2 separate regions of the Homo sapiens genome follow, and region 1 is linked to region 2. Evidence: chromatin loops called from intact Hi-C (ENCODE). Cell type or tissue: psoas muscle. All regions are shown on one strand. Each heading gives the region's core, and the rest is flanking DNA. Links, peaks and the distances in the headings are about the cores only.

Region 1 (2,917 bases), core at 201-2,700, 86 kb after region 2:
ATCTAAGAGGTAGACCTCAAGGGAATTTCTCAAGTTTTTTTGGAGTGGTGAATAAAGTGAACATAGGCTCTTGCCTGTTCTTGGTGTTTATCAGAGAACAACAGAGGGTGCACCAGGGGTGGGGCTGTTATTGCTCTGGTAATGAATTTATCATTATTGGATTGGGTGCTAAGCAGACAGATGAGACACCACAGGCTGTGCAAGCCAAGTTGATTAGGGGGCCTACAGAGTAACTTGAGATACAGAAAGCGGTCCCAAGCCCTTTCTCCAGATGTGTCATCAGAGTACTATCTGGTGTTATTTGTTCTTTCTCTTTCTCTGTCTCTTTCTCTTTTCTTTCCCTCTTCCTCCCTATTTTTATCCTTCTTCCTTTCTTCAAGGAGTCTTCACAAGTATCTCATTTTATTCTCTAAACTTCCTGTTAATCCTCAGTGACTCCCGTTCTCTGAGTCCTGAATTCCTCATTTGCAGTTGAGGGGCTTTCTCTTAAGTCATATCCACCTTTTTCAGAGCAGGGGCCCGTGATGGCTTAGCCCAAGTGGGAGGCTGCCTGATTCCATCCCACACTGAATCTGAGCAGCATTCTCAGACACCAGCAAGCACCACCAGGTCGGAAGGAGGAGACCCACGAGGGAGCCGGAAGGACCATATGCCAGGATGTCCCATCTTAGTGTTACTAGTCTGTGTGATTTTGCCAGAGGTGGGGAACAACAGCAGCAACAGTAACAACAAAAACATTTCACCCTACTGCTTTGAGGCATTTTTAAAATACCTTGGATTTTGATGTTATGAAAGGAAGAAACAACATTTCTGTATTTATCAAAGGGGGTCAATACTTGGAGAAAAGAATAAATCGTTGCCATGCAACTCTCTTCTCCCCATCCCAACCTGCCCCAGGCTGATGTCTCAGGTAACCTCGACCACAGTGACCGCCATTCCTTGACATCTTGTCCTAGGTCCTGCACAAACATTCCTAGGAGCAGGAGCTCAGTTTTCCTAGGCAAGTGTTTGACCCAGGTGACTATGCATTTCCTAAGTTTAAAGGCTGATTCTTTTCACTCTCCTAAATCTCCCTCAGCCCTCGGCATGAGACTTTACACAAAAGGGAGATTTTTTTTCAACCTCTTTATAGCCGCTGCTTTTTAACCAATCAAATTTTGTGACAAAGGCAATTATACTCTTATTTCCCAGGGAAAATGTGCCCAGACACATAAGCCAACAACACCCACAGGCATTCACGCAAATATATGCATAGATGCCCAGAATGTCCACATAGACAGTCACAGGGAGGTGCACACAAGGATAGTGGGTTTATACATGGACACATGGACCCAGAAACAGATACCTCCCTGGGCTGTGCACACATCATACCCCACCCTTGCTGACATCACTGCCTTTGCTCAGAGCTCCTGGCTCTGCAGTTTGGGCTCAGTTCCTTCAGGCTGGAACCCAGCAGGACCCAGCCTGGGCTGGCTGGGCTGAGCTGTACTGGACAAGATGGGGCAGGGCAGGGCCAGCCAGGGCAAAGCCACAGATGAGCTCAGGTGTCAGACTCCGCCCAAGTGGGAGCTTCCTGAGTCCAGGATGACTCAGGCCCTGCCATACTCGGGTTACTCCAGCTTAACCGCCCTGAAATGGCCTTGCAGCCCCACTGACCACACCGTTCCTCCCCAGCTTTCCAGTGGCCAGATGTGTGGTATACATTTCACCCTAAGCCAAACACAGGGGCTTGCCCAGCCAAAAGGAACTAGAATCTGTGTGCCACTTCAAGACTCCAGAGAAGGGAGCCCTCAGTGTTTCTGCCTTGGCCAAAGGCTCCTAGGAAGCTGCCTCAAGGTTCTTTCAGGACTGGTTCTGGAGCAGGGACCCAACTGCCCAACTAATTTTTGAATTTTTTGCAGGGGCAAGGTTTCACTATGTGCACTTGTGGGTGCACAAGGGATGATTATGCATGGTAGTAACTCTAGCATCCTTTGATGCCTGGGCAAACAGAATGGCTTCCACTTTTATAAGTCCCAGGAACTCTCAGGTGTCCACATTTGGATCCAGGCAGGTTCTTTATCCATGGTGTGAGTGATTTTCATCGTTTCACATCACAAGCACTTAGAGGCCACTTGCCCTGTGGCTGGCTCGGCACTTGCTCAGACCGGGCCTTCTTCCTGGGAAGTTAAGTTTGGCTTGGGGAGTTTGGCAATCAGAAGAGTAAAGCAGCAAAAATAACAAAGGCCTGAACTTCAAACAGAGGGGGAATCAACTCCTGTGTATACCTCCAACTAGCCGTGTGACCAGAAAGTTACCCTAAGGCTCACTTAGCCCCCATTCTGTTCTCAGCTGTAAAGTGGGAAAATCTATTTAATCTATTTAACACAGCTTCTCTGAGAATTGTATGAGTTCTGTATATGATAACAATAGTGATAATGACAGATAGAATGGTTATTTCTTATTGAATGTTAACAATATAAAGAAATTGGACCAAACTTGGCAACATTTATGACTCTCCTCTGAGGTAACTTTTATTTTTATCCTGTTTAACTGTAGCTGCATTGGAATAATTTGTCAATAAAGTATGGGAAGATGAAGACAGAACTCCATGAGGTATTTAAATTTTACCAGAGGCTCTTGAACAGGAAAATGCTTACAGTTCTCAATGAGTGAATCTCAAATGATGAAATTTTATACAACATGATAGGGAGAAAGGAAGACAATTTTTTTAATGAGACAGTATCACTCTGTCACCCAGGCTGGTATGCAGTGGCACGATCATAGCTCACTGAAACTTCAAATTCCTGGACTCCAGTGATCCTCCTTCTTCAGCCTCCCAAGTAGCTAGGACCACAGGTGCATGCTACCATGCCCAACTAATTTTTGAATTTTTTGCAGGGACAAGCTTTCACTATGTTGTCCAGGCTGGTCTCAA
Region 2 (2,917 bases), core at 157-2,656:
TTTTGTTATTAAAACTGAGTTATATATTTTGCTCTGCTCTGGAAAATTGTGACCCAGTATAACATATCTTCACATTGTTTATAACTTGAGGAAAATCAACATTTTGGGTTCCCAGTTCACACAGTAGGAATTACATTTGTTTTGGCCAAATATAATTTATATAACTGCAAGGAACAATAAAACATGAACTCTACAGTGTTTTCTTACCTAAAAATAATATAGACCTTGTAAAATGGAAAAGATTATTATTATAAAGAAGAAGACAGTAACTTAAAAGGCTGAAGCTCATTTTACAACACTTTTTAATGCCTGTGCAAATAGGCAGACACCTGTGTCCCCATTTTTCTTGACCCCAGCCACAGGAGTGAGATTCCACACAGTAATAAATAACCTTGCAAGTAAAACTTTGAAATAGAATTTGCTTGATCAAGCCCAGTCCTTCCATGGTCAAAAGTCATTGTCTATGCGACTTCTTAAAATGATTCAGTACTCTTTATTGCTCTGCCTACAAAGATTTTTTGGAGGTGATAGAAGCATCTGGTCCATCTTATTAATATAAGAACCCCAGTTAGTGCAGTTAGTGAAGGGGCCATTATGGATTTAAGAGTTGAAAATGAAATGAATGAGTGAATAAATGGGTATTTCTCATTAAAGTCAACTAGCCTGTTCAGGAATTGACTCTATTACTTCATTATCAAAATAAAACTATGATCCCATTCTCAAAGATATGTGAGTGATAAAATGAGAAAAATATTCAAATTTGTTTTTATGAGATATATGCAAGAGTCACATTGAATGCATATTATAAACCTGTTGAATGCATTATTATTAAATTGCTGATTGCAAAATCAGTCACACAACCAGAAAAAATGGTAACATTTTGGGGGCAAGTACTTGTTCAAGGAACTAGTCCATTGTATCCTATGTAATCCTCTAAAGTCTAAACAATTCCATGGAGTTGGCAAAATAATCACGATTTTAGATGTGAAGAAGCGAAGGCTCATAAATCTTTTGTGATGTGTTCCAAACCACATGGCCAAGTGAGTAGTAGAGGTGACCCCAGACTATGAGTCTTATGATTCTACATACCATGCTTTTTCTACTGCACCACTTGATAATTTACTGGGTGAAAACTACACGCTAGTATCAGTCGCAGCATAATCAGATGGCTGATGGGTCTAACATTCCTACTAGACAACCCCTATCTACTCTTGCTAGTCTTAATTTTCCTCAGTTCAAAACATTTTCACATACAAATTAGGATTTTTCTTCCTAAGATTTTAAATTTTGCTAATTCCAGTGTAATTTTCAACATGTTATTTTAAACCCTATTATCTATTTTAAAATGGAATTTAAATTGCATTCAATATTATTAGTGTTTGTACTTGTATTACTTTTTCTACAGCAATCCATTTTTAATCCTTATTTAGAGAGACATTCCTAAGGCATCCTAAATGACGCTGACTTGCTTCTCATGAGCAGACATGAGTCTATTTTACTTTTAAAAAGTCTGTAGCTTCTCCAGGCGTTGAATCATCTGGCTTGGGGCCAGACACTAGAGGGTGCTTTAGAAATATTATTTGATGATGAACTCGGATGTTAGCCACTTGCTTTTCAGAATTCATTCCTGTAAATCATGGCTTTGAAAACTTGTCAGTATTTTGCTTTTTCTTTTGTGGATTTCTTCAAAGGGAGAAGGAATGTCTGAAAAGTAAATATTCAACAGTCATAACTACATCCCAAGGAGGGTGGAATAAAAAAATTATAGAAATTTGTAGATACATAAATATTTCTGTGAGATAAAAAGAGAACCCCCTGGATAGCTCACAAAGAGCCTACTGGAACTTTATCAGTCGGCAGAGCTTTGTCAGAAGAAAGTGGGTTTGTGAAGGGACAGGAGAACATGTGTTTCTCCCCATTCCAAACCCTCCTTTTCTGGAAGCTTGCTGTAAACAACCACTCACATTTGTATGAGACATTTTGTTTTTTTTTTTAAGAGGGACTTTTACATATATTACCTTAAGGGATATTTACAACAACCTATGTGGTGAGCATTACTATTTTTATTCTATAGATAAAATAAAACAAAAACAAATGACAGGTTTAGTGACAGTAATTCACTCACATAGATCCAGAAAGCAAATTGGCAGAAAAAGAATTTAATTATAGGACTTTATTCTACAATGTGCAGCAACCCCATCCTTCCCTCATATATGGTTGATGTAACTCTATTTCTCCCTTTTCACCTTCAGATTTTGTCACCAATTGTGTCCTTCTCCCCTTTTTATTCTTTTATTTTCTCTTTAATGTCCTCAAAACTTTAAAAAATAAATAAGTAAAATAAAACACACGAAGAAGAAAAACCAGAGGTCATGAAATATGAAAATTTCATGCTTCCCCTGACCTCAAAAAAATAGCATCACCAGCTACTGGAGCAAAAAAAAAAAAAATTCCTCTGAAGACTTACATTTTGAACTCAGCAGTTCACAATTTTTTAAGGCTTATCTGCTCACATATGCTGTGTTTGAAAGACTGGACATTCATTGCATCCAGCTCTTGTCACTGAAGCAGAGCTCTGAGTGAAGCACAGCTGAGACACAAAGTGTGCTCTCAGATTCCAGAGGAGTCAAAGCTCTCACTGGGAAGATTAGAAAAGGCTTCTTAAAAGAAGGGGAAAGAATTCTTTATTCTAGGCCTTGAATGACAACAGGATTTCAAAAGAACTCTTGAAGCTTTGGAAATAGCAAAGCCCCCAAGTCAATGAAGCTCAGAATATATGCAGAAAACAATGAAAATTTAACTTATTGGAGGCTCGCTTGCCTGAGGAAACCACAGGGAGCAGAGCCTGGCAAGCGAGCTTTAAACTGCTTTAGCGCAGATCTAGCTCAGAGCTTTCTGAGCCAGTAGAAATACCAGC

What was found. A loop is a pair of places that touch in the nucleus more often than their neighbours do. Peaks named below come from ENCODE experiments on the same cell type or tissue, not always from the same donor. Only the 100,000 strongest peaks of a DNase experiment are listed, where the experiment ranks them.
Region 1: a loop joins it to region 2, with 2.9 times the contacts of the local background. A loop is called at or near these places in 2 of 110 quality-filtered maps.

What each region holds. Positions count from the first base shown.
Region 1 is chr2:19,072,210-19,075,126 of GRCh38, forward strand. The region is part of intron 5 of LOC105373456 (a long non-coding RNA gene); the gene reads left to right. Among named protein-coding and RNA genes, the nearest start is that of LINC01376, 47 kb to the left of the region's middle. In psoas muscle, for the core only: no CTCF peak of the experiment used is centred there; a DNase peak (open chromatin) is centred at 1,542; H3K27ac peaks cover 1,563 bases.
Region 2 is chr2:18,986,165-18,989,081 of GRCh38, forward strand. It overlaps LINC01376 (long intergenic non-protein coding RNA 1376), which reads right to left. Exons shown (of 4, transcript NR_135287.1): 4 at 287-1,704. All of the region lies in intron 5 of LOC105373456 (a long non-coding RNA gene), which reads left to right. Among named protein-coding and RNA genes, the nearest start is that of LINC01376, 39 kb to the right of the region's middle. In psoas muscle, for the core only: a CTCF peak has its summit at 1,543 (motif pointing right); a DNase peak (open chromatin) is centred at 1,547.